Regions from separate parts of the Mus musculus genome. Here region 2 is linked to region 1. The links are chromatin loops, found by intact Hi-C in ENCODE. Cell type or tissue: left cerebral cortex. All regions are shown on one strand. Links, peaks and the distances in the headings refer to the core of each region. The heading gives the core; the rest is flanking DNA.

The links. Hi-C counts contacts between places; a loop is a spot of excess contacts. Peaks named below come from ENCODE experiments on the same cell type or tissue, not always from the same donor. Only the 100,000 strongest peaks of a DNase experiment are listed, where the experiment ranks them.
Region 2: it touches region 1 in a loop (6-fold over the local background); 9 of 42 quality-filtered maps call a loop at or near these places.

The regions. Positions count from the first base shown.
Region 1 is chrX:103,487,986-103,496,036 of GRCm38, reverse strand. It overlaps Jpx (Jpx transcript, Xist activator (non-protein coding)), which reads right to left and starts at 2,479. Exons shown (of 3, transcript NR_015508.3): 1 at 2,337-2,479. It also overlaps the pseudogene Rps12-ps1. In left cerebral cortex, for the core only: no CTCF peak of the experiment used is centred there; DNase peaks (open chromatin) are centred at 2,281, 2,530, 2,957, 3,382 and 1 more place; H3K4me3 peaks cover 2,006 bases; H3K27ac peaks cover 2,200 bases.
Region 2 is chrX:103,560,568-103,568,618 of GRCm38, reverse strand. It overlaps Ftx (Ftx transcript, Xist regulator (non-protein coding)), which reads left to right. Exons shown (of 11, transcript NR_028381.1): 10 at 4,047-4,089; 11 at 4,652-7,709. Among named protein-coding and RNA genes, the nearest start is that of Mir421, 8.4 kb to the left of the region's middle. In left cerebral cortex, for the core only: no CTCF peak of the experiment used is centred there; DNase peaks (open chromatin) are centred at 2,303, 3,073 and 4,758; H3K27ac peaks cover 3,139 bases.

The sequences.
Region 1 (8,051 bases), core at 1,220-6,219:
TGAGCCTTACAAAGGTCATATTGGGGGAGTCACATGTCCAGTCACATACTGGAGCCTAACCTGCTGGGTTTCTTGCCTTCAAATCTCCATAGAACTTAAGTGATGGTATTGTTACATCTCAGAAAGGTCAGATTCATCACTGATGTCCTGATAACCCTCTCGTTGGGACCACACATATGGTCTTTTCTCATAATTGGCTGACTGACTTTCAGTAGCTGAATCAAAGTCCTGAACCACTGCTGTGCAGAAAGATCCATCGGCACAGTAACGTTTTTTACACAAGTGGAAATAACATTCTAAATTTGAGTCTCGGGCGCTATATTGTTTACTCTTCAAAAGTACCATCAGTGTCCCAAAGAATATAGCATTCCCAAGATTCAAATATGTGACTTCCTTTGCCTGCATGCAGAACCATTTAAAGTGACTTATAGTGTAGCCGCCCGCGTAATGCCCTGTTCAAAGCTTCCTTTGTTTATGCAGTGGCAACAGTTGCCCTGTATCTATAATTAATAAAGATTAATTGCTAATATGGACTATTCTGGTCTTAGTAAGATCCTATGCAAATAGAAATTATTACTTTTAGTTTTGTTTTTATTTATTAAAATTTTAAATGAGATTTATTTCATTTTGTGTTTGTGCATCACGTGTCTGGTACCCAAGGAGGTCAGAAGAGGATTTGGACCACCTGGGACTTGAGTTACAAAATATTGAGAACTCCCATGCAAGATACCAGCCATGTTAGATCCTCATGTCACAAAAAAATTAAGTGGAGAAGCTGAGCTTATAATCCTAGCTATTTGGGAGGCAGAGGCAGAAAAATCAAGACCAGCCTGGGTTATTACACATAAAGTAAGAGAGACAAGCTGGGCATGGTGGTACAAGCTTGTAATCCCAAAGCTTGGCAGCTAGAAATGGGTAGTGAGGGTCGTGGACAGCCTCAACTACAGAAGACTTCATTAAGGGGCTCAAAAAGTGGGCTTACGACCGCCTGTAACTCGAGTTCCACAGGATTCTATGGCTTCTTCTGGCTTCCATAACTGTACTCATGTGCACATTCCTACACACACAATTAGAAGCAAATCTTAAAGTGGGAACAGATCTAGATATAGTTCAGTGGTAGTGTGACTGTCTAGCACCACAGTGTCCTAGGTTCCACAACCAATACTGGGGGGAAAGGGGGAAATAAGCACAATTACTAAACTAAAAATGATGCTTAATCTACGGGATGACAAAAGAGTGAGCCGCAACTGTGGAGAAATATGGCAAAACGTCAACTCTAATATTAGGGTTTCATTTTATTCTCTGTGTTTGCATTTGTGTTAAATAGGTCATAATATATAAAGCTGCCGAAATGTTTTAAAAATAGCAAACATTCCTTTGTCACCCTCATACATATATGAAAAAAATGAGATCATATTATCCTACAACTTGTTTTTAATGTAACAAGCTATCATATCATCTTTTACACCAAAGAGCCAAAATATACAGACTTTTAAAACATCCTCCTATTAATGGATACACAGGTTGTTTCTTATCACTTGCCACAAGAAAAGAGCTGCATAGACATCCTCTTTTAGGTATCCTTATTTATATACTGATGCTTCTCTTTCTGAAGGATTGAGCCGTGAAAGTCAGACTACTGAGTTCCAGATATTGGAACTTGGTACTCCATATATATTTTTATTTTTCTAAATATAGCTACATCAATGCTTCCAAATGGTTGCAACAATTCATACTTTATTCAGCAATGCCTAGCTAAGGTACTGAAATGTCTTTTTGACCAAGTAAGCATCTAACAAAAGAACACAGATCACCCTATAAGGCCCTATTATAACAGATGCTCCCAGACCACAAATTTAGTAACATACTCTGGTCCTCATTTGGAGTACATAAAAAGGGCATAGGGCAAAAAGCGTTATTATACCATAATTAATGTTACCAATAAGCTAGTTTTATCAACTACTAAGTGTTGATGAGAAAGAACTGAGGCCGTTTTTCGAGGCCTCTGGGGAGCTAGAATAAACACTCCATTTTGGAGACACTCACTATCCGTCAAACCCCAATTAGACAAAGGAAAACAAAAGGAAACCTCAAAACACGATCTCTCCTAGGAATGAGCCTCCCCAGCCTGACAGGTTCATCCGTGGAGGTCCGGTGATGTGGGCACTGATCACTCATCTATTGTGGGCGGAATAGGGGAGAAATCCGGAGTGCCAGCCGCCGACTACTCGTCCCGCTCGGCAGACCATGCGGTCGGAGTGGTGACCGCTGCGGCGGGTCGGCGTGGTGACCGCTACGGCGGCCATCTCTCTGACAGCGCGAGACCCGGCACTCACCAGGGCATGTTCATTAATTGGCCAGTTTCTCCACTCTCCTTATTAAGTCATCCTCTAGCTGCCTGGCTAATCCCGGGAAGGACGTATACATGTGGACGCCGCCATTTTATAAGTTACAGAAGCCTGGTGGTGCCGTGGGGGGGGGGGGGGGTCGGGCGGGCGGAGAGCATGCGTCACAGCCGAACAGTCCCTGTGCCGCGCGGCGCCGCGCTGTCAGGCTGTCCCTAAATGGCTGCTCCAGCAACGTGACCGGGACTGTCCGCGGTCGCTTCCGCAGATGACTGAGCGCTTGCGGTTCCTCTCCCGGCTGCCTCTGTTAGCATCTTTCACGTGCTCCCGCGTTTCTTGCCCGTCTTTAATTTGTTCTCTTGCCACCCCCTCACCCCCCACCCCCCACCCCCCACCCCCCCCCTACCCCCACCGAAATTCCTTTTTCTTTTTTGTTTCTATAGAAGACCAGCTTGTGTTTTGCTCCCGAGATCTCTTTCGGAGCCCCTTCTGTGTTTTTAGCTGCCAGCATTGCTGTAGCTGCTATAACTGCAATCTACATGTCACAGAGGCTAGGTGGCAAAGTAAACCACAGGCCTGGGTATGTCCCCTAGTTTTTGATAAAGACAGAATTATACCTTGTCCTATTCCTATTGGACACCTCACAGGGCCGAAGCTGACAATAACTCCTTTGGCTTTTGGATGTTCACACCAATACTGGTTACCACACAAATTAGAAAAGGATCTTGGGTTATCAATAAAGGCAGAGAACTACACTTCCATTTAAAAAAGAAAGAAAAAAGTTCTCATTTTACCTATTGCACCACGAGGCACAGGGGCAGAAGCGAGTGCTCAGTGGTTAACAGTGCTTAATGCTCTAGCAAAGGATGCAGGTTCAGTCCCCGGCACATACTTCTCTCTACACAGATCTCTCTACACAGGCAAACATGTATACACACACACACACACACACACACACACACACACACACACGAAGTAAATGCATGTGTGTGTGTGTATTTAAGTAAAACCATGTTGGAAAGTTGCCGAAGGGGCCTCAGTGAATATCTGCTTGAGGAAGGCTTTGCTAAGGCAACCTGGGACAGCTGTCATGGAGCCGAGGGCTGTCCTCTCTCCAGAAGGTAGCACATTTTCCCTTACACTGGTTTCCCTCTTTCCCAAGACAGCAAAGCCCTGGCTTCTTTTCATTCCATTACAGGCAGTTCTTTCCTGTGCGAGCTCTCCTCAGCTGTAGCCAGAATTTGCCTGTTTGGAATCCTTTCTTCCTCCTAGAGTTTCTCTGAGATGGCAAGTTTGTGAAAATTATTACACACACACACACACACACACACACACACCCATGGCCAAGACAATCAATTTGATATGCTCCTGTGACTATAACCACTTTATTGCCCCCCCCATTTAAATTTTTAATCTAGATTCCCTTCCCCCTCTCTCCATGTGCTCATGGCCAGCCTCTAGTTCTCTACTCTCTCTTTCTCTCTCTCTGCCTTTCCCTGCCTCTGCTACCCTCTTAACTCCCCTCCCCATGCCCTGAATAAACTCTATTCTATACTAAAAAATAAAATTAATCTAAATATAATTACATATTCTCCCCCATTCCCTTCTCCAATTCCTCCTATGTTATTCCTCGCCACTACACACACACACACACACACACACACACACACACATTGCCTCTCAAATTTCTGGCTTTTTGTATATATGTGATTTTTCTCTGGGTGCGTATTTGGTTTCTACTTATCTTTGTTGTTGAACACCCCAAAAGCAGGGCTGGAGAGTTGGCTTGGTGTGTAAGAGTACTTAATATTCTCACAAAGGACTGGGGTTCAATGCCTAGCAGCTGCATGAGGCTTCTCACCTCCTCTGACACCATGCTCGAGTGTGGTACACAGACCTATATGCAGGCAAAACACTCACACACATAAAAATTCTAAAAAAAAAAAAGTTTTTATAAACTTAAAAAAAACAAAAGTCAAATATAAAAGTTGATTCAGGGTATCTGGGAGCCCAACTGTCTGCATTTCCAACTTCATTCTAATGTCTGTGGCAAAACTGTTGAAAGAAGTACCTAGGAAAGTGTGACTCTAGCTAATTTTTAAAGATTTGGCTTTTCAGGCATGCATATCGTTGTTGCTCTTCTGTTTTTGAGACAGGGCCCCCGTTATTCCAGGCTGGCCTCGACTTATTACGTAGCAGAGAATGACTGTAAATTCCCAATTCTCCTTCCTTCCCCGGGCCTCACTTTATCTTCTACAAACTTCTTGTGACATACTCAGGCCTTTGGCAATAGACTAAAACTTTCTGGTTTTTTCCCTCATCACCCCTTTTTGTCCATATGGGAACAATCTTTTAGTTTTAGGATAAAAACCTTATACTCTATTCTCATCTAAAAGTATTTCCTTAATTTCCTTTAATTTTCTTTATATAAATGACCTATAACTTCTTACAATATTTTACATTTATTTATTTTTGTGTTTGAGAAAGACCAAGGCGGGGTAGAAGAAGGGAGAGAGAGAGAGAGAGAGAGAGAGAGAGAGAGAGAGAGAGAGAGAGAGAGAATATATGGATGTGTCCACCACATAGTTTCCAAGGATGGAGCTCAGGGTGTCTGCCAGGCTTTGAGGTAAGCTCCTTATCAGCTGAGCCATCTTGCAGTCAAGACTCAGCCCGTGTGTGTGTGTGTGTGTGTGTGTGTGTGTGTGTGTGTGTGTGTGTGTTACTAAGGACTGAATCCATGATTTTCTAATTACATGCTAAGCCATTGCTCTACCACTGAGCCATATTGCCAGCCCCAAGAAAAATGTTTTTCTTTCTTTCTTTATTGGTATCTCAAGATAGAGTTTCTCTGTGTAGCCCTGGCTGTCCTGAAGCTTGCTCTGTAGACCAGACTGGGAATCAGAAATCCTCCTGACTCTGCCTACTGAATGGTGGGATTAAATAAAACTATTCTTTAATATTCTAAATGAAAATCAAAGAAAAGCTGAGCAAAGTGGTGCTTGCCTAAAATTCCAGAATTTGAGAGAGTTAGGAAGGAGCATCAGGAGTTCAGCTCATCTTCAGCAACACAGTAAGTTCCAGATCAGCCTGAATTACATGAGACCACGTGAAAGAGGGGTGGAGAGCAAAGCCAAAGCAAACCATGAGGCTGTATATGAAACATAGGAAACAACATGCTATCAGTCTTTGAAACAGTCCTGTGTTTTCTTACAATTTAAGTTGCACTGTTGTTAGAAATTTATGTCCTGTTAGAACAGGTTTTCAGAAAGTGCTTTTGCTAAAGGTATTGATGGCCTACTTGGCTTCACAAGGTAACCAACCACAGGATTAAAGACTTGAGTCTCTGCCTTCATTTTGAGTCTGTCTTTCCGTTCATTTCAAACTCCTGCTTGACTGTGCATAGGCATATTAATAACAGAAGGAGTGTCTTCCTAAATTATTTCATTCATCCTTAGTCATGTTGAACTCCAAGAGCAAAACCTCCCAGGACAGACCTTCTTCCATATGAGGGCAGTTATCCATGATGCAAGGCAAAAGTAATCAGCTTATGCTTCAAACATGAGCCACCCTTTAAAAAAACAAGAACTCTCTCAAGACATAGTATGGTCTCAAGCTCAAAGCAATTCTTCTGCTGGGATTATAGGCATGTGCTACCATGGCCAGTCAAGATGAGGGTTTCTCTGGGCTATCTTGCAGTACCACAAGACACAATAATTAGTCAGGCTACACCTCGAAGAAAATTACTTTTTTTTCATAATGAGCTACAATTTATTTATTTATTGAATTTGGAGTATTCCTCGATATCATCCTTGGCCTAAGATTCTTTGCCATAGTCCTTAACCACTACGCAACAGCAACCGACCACCTTCCGTGGTTTCCCCTCTCGATCGATTCTACAGAGGCCTACCCATTCCCCTAGTTTCTTGTTGTCATCAACCTTTATCAGGTTGATTTGGTGCTCAGCACAAAGTGCCTCCACCAGCTTGACATACATGGGCTCATCACAGTTGGATGCGAGCACACAGAGATGGGCTTGGCGCTTGTCTAACTAAGGCTTTGGCAGCTTCGAGTATGCCACGTGCTAGGCCATCCTGGATGAGGGCGGTCTTGAGCACCTCTTGTAGAGCAGTGTTGACGTCCATTACACCTCCAGCAGCTATGCCTTCCTCGGCCATGGCGGTGGATTATGGGTGACGCCGAATCTTGAACGCACCTGAGCTTCTGCCTCCGCGCAAATTGGTGGCGGCAGGGGAAAAAAGCGAAAATTACTTATTATGGGTACTCCTTGTTCTCTATTGAAATGTCTCTCCTATTTTTAGTTTAAATCTCAATACTCCAGCGATAGGGGCAGGGTCGTTGAACCCTTCTATGGCTCTTACCACTTGACCACCTTTGTCATCAGGTTATGCTACTCTAAGTTACTCCATGTTATATAAAACATTATTAGCTCGTGAGGTCAAACTGCCAGTGGCCTATTCTTTAAAGAAAACTGAACCTGGATCGTCTGGAAAAGCAGCGAATCCTCTTAACTGTTGAGCCATCTCTCCAGCCCCCCAAATGTATTATTATCTACTCTTTCTGTTTGTTTGTGTTTGTTTTCAAGGCAGGGTTTCTCTGTGGCCTTGGCTATACTGGAACTGCCTCGGTAGACTATGCTGGTCTCAAACTCAGAGATCCATCTGCCTCTAACTCCCAAGTGCTGGGATTAAAGGTGTGCACCTCCACTGCTCACATTCCATGGGTTTATCTTAATCACATCTCTTTTATTCATATTGCAACCTCACCAGTACCCTCAGTAACGTCATTTAAATAAAACAAACAAACAAACCTGGGACTAGAGACATACCTCGATGCTTACAAACATTTGCTACTCTTTCAGAAAATCCAAGTTTGATTCTCAGCACTATCAGGCAGTTGACAACCACCTATAACTTCCGCTCCAGGGGCTTTGCTGCTCTCTTCTGGTCTTTGAGGGCACACACAGACCATATACATAACTAAAGTCAGAAATAAACCTTAAAAACTCAATACTTTTCAATGATGTAATGGGGATCTAAAGAGATGGCTCAGAGGTTAAGTATTTGCCATAAAAGCATGAGGACCAGAGTTCAAGTCCCCAAGGCGTGAACCCATGTGAAGCCCTCCTATAATTGCAGCTATGAAAGGCTCAAACAGGGATCCCCAGAGCAAGTTGCCTAACAAGACGTGCCATATCAGTGAGCTCTCGGTTTGGCTAAGATCTTGCCTCAGTAAACAAGGTAGAAAAATGATTGAAGACATTAAACTTAGGCCTATATATTCACACACATATACATATGAACCTATATACATGTGTATCCACATCTATGGACAAAATGCATATACACACAAAAATGGAAAAGGCAAGGGTAGAGTGGGAAGATGAACAAATGTTTTCTTTGCTCTCTCAACCTTGGTTATAAAATACTTCCTTTAAATAACAGAAACTTAAAAAAAAACAAATCAGGTATATAGCTACTACTGCTGGACTTCAGTCCATGCCCCTCCCAATACCCACTCATATCTTTCCTTCATCTTATTCAATAAGCATTCTTAAGTTTTCTGTAATATAAATCAAGAATCACAACAATATATAACTAGAGAGAACTCTGCGGTTCTGAGGATTCCTCAGGTTGCATAATTGTGACCATCAACTTGCATTGCCTGCTCCTGTGCCAAGACTATAAC
Region 2 (8,051 bases), core at 2,070-7,069, 72 kb before region 1:
CGAATTCAAGGTACAAAGGAAGGCCATCTGAAAGTGATAGGACCAGTGAGCGTTCCTACTAAGTCTCAGAATTATTACCCTCCCCCACCACCACCCCCGCAAACAAACAAAAATCCCTGTGGTAAAGGCCCCAAGGCATGGGATTGTTTCCCAGTGAGAATGCATAAGCACAATAGTTTGTCAGTATTGACCCAGGAGTAGAGGCTGAATTCACCATTGCACATGCCTATGTCAGCTATTTTAATAAACTTATTCAGGTAAGTGGCTGGAGCGATGGCTCAGGAGCCTTTGGTTGGATTCCCAGCACCCTATTTTGCCTTCTGCATGGAATATGCGCATACATGGTATAGAGACACAGAGACATGCAGGTAGAACATCTATGTGCATAAAACACTACCAATCATGCTAATAGTTTTTAAAAGGAGGTTTTCTGCGACATCCATGTTAGGTGTCTATGCAGTGTAGTCTGAAGTGTGATGTTGGTGTTATTCGTTGGTCTGAGGATTGCTTTGGCTCTTTGCATACGAATTGCAATATTTTACGCTAGTTATCTGATGAATATCATTCAAATTTGCACTTAATTTGTAGATCACATCAATTAATATGACTTATTCTATGTTTAGTGTTGGGCAGTGTCTAGTGTATTAATCTGCTTCACAGTTTTCATTTCTGAGATCTTGGTTACATTTATTTATACTTGTTTAATATTTATAAATCTCTTATGCATGGAATTTTTTTTAGTATAGAATAGAGTTTATTTACAACATGGGAAGGGAGTTGAGGCTGTAGAGACAAAGAAAGGCAGAGTGAGAGACAGTTTATTTACAACATGGGAAGGGAGTTGAGGCTGTAGAGACAAAGAAAGGCAGAGTGAGAGACGGGGGACGGGGGGTGGGGAAGAAGTAGAGGCCGTCCATGAGCACTAGGAGAGAGAGCAAGAGGGCAAGCATGAATGTTTAATATTACTTACAGAGAAGCTGCAGGTGGCAATGGTTTGTGCCTCATTTCTGTAGCTAAGAATTCAAAACTATATTGACTAAATAATATGAGGGCGGGGCAGCCCTATGTCATTCCTCATTGCTGAGAAAAGTTTCAGGTAGACACCATTCATCATTGTGTTGTCTCTGCATTGAGTATAGCACTTATACTCAGATAATATTCTTCTTAAAGCATTGTCAGCATCTATTAAGATGATCATGTGATTTCTGACCTTGATTCTGTGTATGTAAAATATTTCATTTTTTTGTATTATGAAACCATCTTTTAAATGAAACCAGTTTACTATGCTCTGTTGTCTTTTCATTGTGTTCTTGAATTTAGTTTGCAAGTATTTTATTGAGGATTTATGTTAATCAAGGACAAAATATTTTGCATATTCACAGAATGTGCTTGGATGAAGTCCTTTCTGTTATATGGTAGAATTCAGCAGTGAGTATTATGTGGTCCTGAGCTTTTCTTCATTTGGAAGACATACCCTGGATGAGTGGTTGTCTAGCATTCAATGATGTGTCATCATTGTACAAACCTGTATCCCCAGCACTCTGAGAAGAACACTAGAAAGAATAGCAGTTCAGAGTCGTTCTCAAGTTCATAGCCAGTTGAAGCCTTGAATATATGTCACCTGTTCTTAAAAACTTTGGGTGTGTGAGTGTGTTTGTCTGTGTCTCTGTGGTGTGGGTGTGGGTGTGTACCCCGAGAATTGCAAATTTCAGTCATAGGTGAAAAAACAATTTTGGTGGTCAAAGGGAAATAATGTATTTATGTTCTACATTTATTATTTCCCATTAACTAGTAGATTTGGACATAATTTGTTCCTTTGTCCAATTCCATGAGGTATACAGTTTGCTTTAGCATTCTTTTTTGATGTTGTAGTTTATTGCTATAAGCTTCCCTTTTAGAATCCCCTTCCCTTTGTTTCAAAGCCTGAAATGTGTTGTGTTTACATTTTGATTTGTCTCCAGATAGTTTTTGCTTCCCTTTTGATTGCTTCTGTGACCCACTGATTGTTCAGGGGTATGTTGTGTCATTTCCTTGTATTTGTAAAATTTCCAAACACCTTCCTGTTATGATTTCTTATTTCATCACTTTAAGGTCAGAGGTATTACTTTAAATTATTTCAATCTTTCTAAATTTGTCGTGGCTGTGGGTGGCCTTGAATTCGAGCTGCAGCAATTTTTGTATGTGCTTGATAAGGTGTATGTTGTTTTAGTGATGGAATGTTCTGGATGCTTTCAGTTCATTTGCACTTGCATTTTTTCTTTCGGTATTTCCTTGCTAATTTCCTGCCTCTGCCCTATGCACTGTTGAAAGTGACATCTACTTGCTTTGTGTGCTTACATCTTCTTGGGAGCACAGGCATTTACTACATCCTGATTGGCTTCTTCTTAGAAGATATGACTTAGCATATCTCCTTGCTTGTATTTACCATTTATATCAAGTATCTTTTTTGATTCCCACATCTTCAGCATATATATACCCTCAAATAGTTATATTTAATATAATTGTCAATAAAACTTTACTTTTATTTTTTTCTAAGATTCACTTGTTTCTCGTTGTTTCTCTCTGTTTTAGTTGTTGTTGTTGTTATTGGTTTTTAACCCTGGGCTACCCTGAAATTCACTATGTAGCTCACTTGAACGTAAACTTCTAACACATGTCCTGTCTTAGGGTCCCAAGAACTCCCTGCCCCCAGAATCTCTCCACCCTGGTGTACATGCTTAAAAATGCAGATATTAATGCTGGACATAAGGGTCTAGGTGTGGATTCTCTAGTCATTGAACACAGCCTGTGAACAAAGCTCCTAAGATGCTCAGACAACCTTACAGAGTTCATTGCAGATTCACCAATGCATGAGATTGCCCTGCCACAATGAGAAAATCCTCACTGAAAAGCAGAAATTCATAGGAATAAATTCAGCACAAAATAAATGCAGATAAAAGTTATTTTTTTAATGAGAGAGAAAGCCCAGATGGCTGAGAACTTAAATGTTCAACATGCTTAGTCACCACAGAAATGCAAATCAGAATGGCTAAGATCAAAAACTCGAGTGACAGTACATGCTGTTGAGGATGTGGAGAAAGGGGAACACTGCTCCGTTGCTGGTGAGATTGTAAATTTGTGCAGCCACTCTGGAAAATCTGTCTGGTGGTTCCTCAGAAAAGTGAAAATAGTTCCACCTGAAGTCCCAGCTACTGGGCATATATCCAAAAGATGCCCCAGAATACACTAAGGAAACATGTTCCACTATAGTCATAGCAACGTCATTTGGTAGCTTCGGGTTCTATGTTCTGACAGTCCAAATATATTGTGGACTCCCAGGCTGCATTTTCGTAATCTCAATAGGAGCATTCTCTGTAGAGGTCCACATTTTCTCCACACGCTGGAAGTGTCCCTAAGGAGAAGGCTCTGTCATTTCTCCATGGGTCTGAGGCTGTGGTCATTGATCTGCTGTTTTGGTGGCAACCTTCAGTGCCAGCAGTGCACATGAACTTGGAACTTCACTTAAGGCCTTCCCTGGTCTCCACAGAGCTACATTCATATTCCAGGTTTTTTGTTGTTGTTAGGTTTTGTTTTCTTGTTCTTCTTTCTTCTCTGACGGTATAATTTCAACTGAACTTCAAGTCAAATGACCAAGCGTACTGTTGAAGGTTTCCTGTTGAGTTAACATTGTCATAATTCATTTGCTGTTCTGATTTTTGAACTTTTCATTTGATTTATGACAAGGCACGCTCTAGATGCCCTAGCTAATTTTCCCTCTGTTAACTTACTGTAGGGAAAATGTTTGTTTTAGGTTCCATTAATTAATTGCTTCTGTGAACCCCCCTTGCTGCATAGCAAGGGGCTATGATGTGGACGTTGCCTTCGGAAACCCTGTGCTGTGAACATTCACTCAAAATCCAAATTCCTACGTGTGCTGCCAGCCAACTTGATATAAAGACATTCTATTGGCTATGAACTGTGTCTGACTGATCATCTGGGTGGGGGCTCCCCATCATAGAGTCAAGTATTGTTTTCTTGATTTCATTATTTTCTCTGTCTTCCTGCAGCTGGCTGAGCTTTTTAAAGATGGCTATTCTGAATTCTTCACAGGTAATGCACAAACCTGCATATTCTAAGGGTTCTGGGAGTTTATTTTGTGACTGATAGTTTCATGTTTTTCCTGACTTTGTTCTTGTAGCCCTGCATGGGCAACTGTCCATTTGGAGAAGGAGCCTCCTCTTGCAATCTTTACAGATATTTTTTGGCGCAGGAAAAAAGAATTAAAAGCCTTAAAAAACGATTTCTAGGAATAGGAGCTGTAATGGACCCACAAGATGGCTCCCAACCATCTGTAACTCCACAGTCAAGTAACTTGATGCAGCTTTTGACTTTTACATTCACCTATACAAATGTGGTGCACATGCATATTACACTAACATATGCAAACACAGAAAACAGAAAATTTTAAAGATTTTCTGAAATGTGTCAAGCTTTGCCTGTGTGTTGTGTGTGTGTGTGTGTGTGTGTCCATGTCCTTCACGCCTTTCCACTGTGGGAAAATGTAATCTTGTCATTTGCCAATCGCACATTCCCTTTCTAGGTGTTTTGTGCCAGGTCGCTGCACTGCGATGAAAAGATGATGACGCAAGTTTCTCTCATTCTCTTCCTCCAGATGGCACAGTGTCAGAATCGTGTGTGGCCTCCTGCTGCCTGAACCATGCCGCTAAGACAGTTGCCCACTGTGCAGCTTCACACCATCTGCAGAGAGCAACACTGCAGAGCCTTTGGGAGAGCCTTGCCAGTCGCTGAAAGCCTGGCTGACTGCCAAGCCTTGCACTGTAGACTGAAAATTGCTCTCTTTGCTGAGCTCAGTACTAACACTTAGATCTTCATGGTCTCCTGGGAGACCATGTCAGCTGCTGTTCAGTGAGATAAATTTGGATCAGCTGAAGATATGCACTCTCTATGCCTTCCTTGACTGTCAGCTAAACAGTGTGCACTCCTGGCTTAGTACAGCCTTGGCTGCTGAGAGCCCCATTCCTCCCCTGTGCTCTTCATTGTCCTCATGATCTGGCTTTCATCATCCATTATACTCCTAACACTGGGAGTGAAGTGTCATTGAAGAATGTTCATCAGGCACTACCTCAAAGGGCTGGAGATGATTGGTGAATGCTTTGATTCTTCATTCCTCCTAGGACACATATCAAGCCCCCAGAATTTCTCTCTATCCAGTTGCACCAGTGTGAGGAACTTGACGGTGTCAGGAAAGTGAAACTGCTTCTCTGCTCCATATAAATGTCTGTGCAGATGCAAAGCCATGCATTACATGGTAGCTCACCTTTAATCCTAGCACTCAGGAGACAGAGGCAGGAGGATCTCTCCGAGCTCAAGGCCAGCCTGGTCTTCACAGTGAGTTCCAGGACAGCCAAGGCTACACAGGAATCCTGTGTACAGGTCCTTGGTATTGCACTCCTCTCTATAAACACAACTTGCTTTTAGAATGTGTGGTTGTTAAGTTGTTCTGTGAAGGATGGATAAAGGCTAGCTCACTACTACACCCGTCAGCTTGCTCCTGTCACTTCTTCTCACCTTTGAGCACTTAGCATCCCTCTCCGTGTTGTCTTTGCTGAAATGCTTGCTAAGGCGAAGCTCCTCTGTAGCTGTCCTCTAGCCCCAGCCAAGATTCTTTCAAGATTTTTCTTTGGCCTTCTGTAATTTGAATATGATGAATGTTTTTATTTACTACTTCATTTTGTATTTTGAATCTTTTTTAAACCATGCCAGGTTCTCTAGGCTCCTGGTTCTGATATGAATTGAGCGATTATCTTAGGCCCTTGTGTTTCAAATCTTTCTTTCTTTCTTTCTTTCTTTCTTCCTTCCTTCCTTCTTTTCTTTTCTTTTCTTTTCTTTTTTTTTTTTGAGACAGGGTTTCTCTGTATAGCTCTGGCTGTCCTGTAACTCACCCGGTAGATCAGGCTGTCCTTGAACTCAGAAATCCGCCTGCCTCTGCCTCCCAAGTGCTGGAATTAAAGTCATGTGCCACCACTGCCCGGCTTACTCAAATATTTCCTTTTTTTTTTCAGTCCTCTCTAGTGATCTCATTATACATGTGTATATTCTCTAGTTGTCCCAGTTATATGATGTTCTTCTCTCTCTCTCTCTCTTCCCCCCACCCTGTGTGTGTGTGCGCGTGCATGCGCGCGTGCATGTACCCAAGGAAACTAGAAAAGGACTTCAACTCCTTGACGAAGGAGGTACAAGCATTTGTCAGCCACCTGATACAGGTAGCAGAATCTAAACTCTGATCCACATTATTAAGCAGCAAGTGCTGTTACCTGCTAAACTATCTCGCTGAAATTTATCTCTTAGAAAGTTTCTAATATATTATCACTGTCAGGGATTCTTTGGCTTGGTTCAGTCTGCTAATAAGCTTAGGAAAGGCAATTTTCATTTTGTTGCAATATTTTTGATCTGTAGCTTTTGTTGTTATTCTTGTTCATTTTTCAAACCAGGGTTTCTCCACGGCTATACTGGAACTCTCTGTAGACTAGGCTGGCCTCAAACTCTCAAATATCTCACTGCCTCTGCCTCCCATGTTCTGGGATTATATCCCTCCACTGCCCAACAGCATTTATTTTATTCTTAAGATTTGTTTTTCCCTGCTCGTTTGTTTGTTTGTCTGTTTGTTTGGTATGGTCATTTGTTTGTTTGTTTTGATGTATTTGAACTTGCTATCTTTATGTGAGGATAAGCCTAAGTGTGTAATATTTCTGTACTCATCTCCCAAATGCTGAAATGTAGACACGAACCACCACACACTAGGTTTGTTTGGTTTTCTTTTGCATGCATTTATTGTATTGTGTACAGTACTGGTACCAAAGGAGTCCATCACATTCTCTAGAACTTGAATTACAGATGGTTGTGAGTTGTCACATGGTGCTGAGAATTAAACTTGATCTTCTTCTTTTTTAAATTTAAATTTCTTCACTTACATTTAAAATGCTATCTGAAAAGTCCCCCATTACCCCCCCCCCTCACTCCCCTACCTACCCACTCCCACTACTTGGCCCCGGTGTTCCCTGTACTGGGGCATATAAAGTTTGCAAGACCAAGGAGCCTCTCTTCCCAATGATGGCCGACTAGGCCATCTTCTACATATGCAACTAGAGACACAAGCTCTGGGGTACTGGTTAGTTCATAATGTTATTCCACCTATAGGGTTGCAGACCCCTTCAGCTCCTTGGGTACTTGCTCTAGCTCCTCCATTGGGGACCCTGTGTTCTAAACTTGATCTTCTGAAGAGTAACCACTATTGATTTTAACTGCTAAGTCATGTCTCCAGTCCCAAAAGAGGTTTTTTTGTTTGTTTGTTTTTCATTACTGTGATGATCCTATAATGAAGAAGAGAATGCTGGTGGTTTGTTTATGTGTTTGTTTGTTTTTTGAGACAGGGTTTCACTGTGTGTCCTTGGCTGCCCTGGAATTTAAGCATCAGACTGGCCTTGATCTCACAGAGATCTGCCTACTTTTGCGCTGAGATTAAAGGTCTGCACTAACACCTCCCAGCCAGATGTCTCTTTAACAGACTGACTTTACTTCCTCACGAGTATTATGATGGTTTCTTCCTGTCCTGTGAGGAATGCTATTGATTTGGGGTTTGGTTTGTGGAATTTTTGTTTTCTGGTTTTTTGTAATTTTTCCCCCCTAAATATCATGCTGTCTTATTCTTTGGTTAATTTTTTTTTGCCATGTTTTCATTTATTATGAGATTGGGGACACAGCATAGAATACATGACAGGATTAGAGAAGAGCTTGTAGGGGTCTGCTCTTTTTCTACCAATTAGGTACAGGGATCAGTGTCAGGTGTGACATAGAACTGAACTTGAAGTATCAGACCAAGAAAAGCAATACACGTTCCATCCTACCCATGAGGTTGTAAGAGTTGAAATATTTTTTGATACCAGTGAATTAGAACTGACCATCATTTTCTAGAGCTACCTTAGCTTCAATCTCTGTCAAAGCCACAAAGATTTCATAGCTGATGTTCTTCAATGTTCCCAGCTACCAGCTCA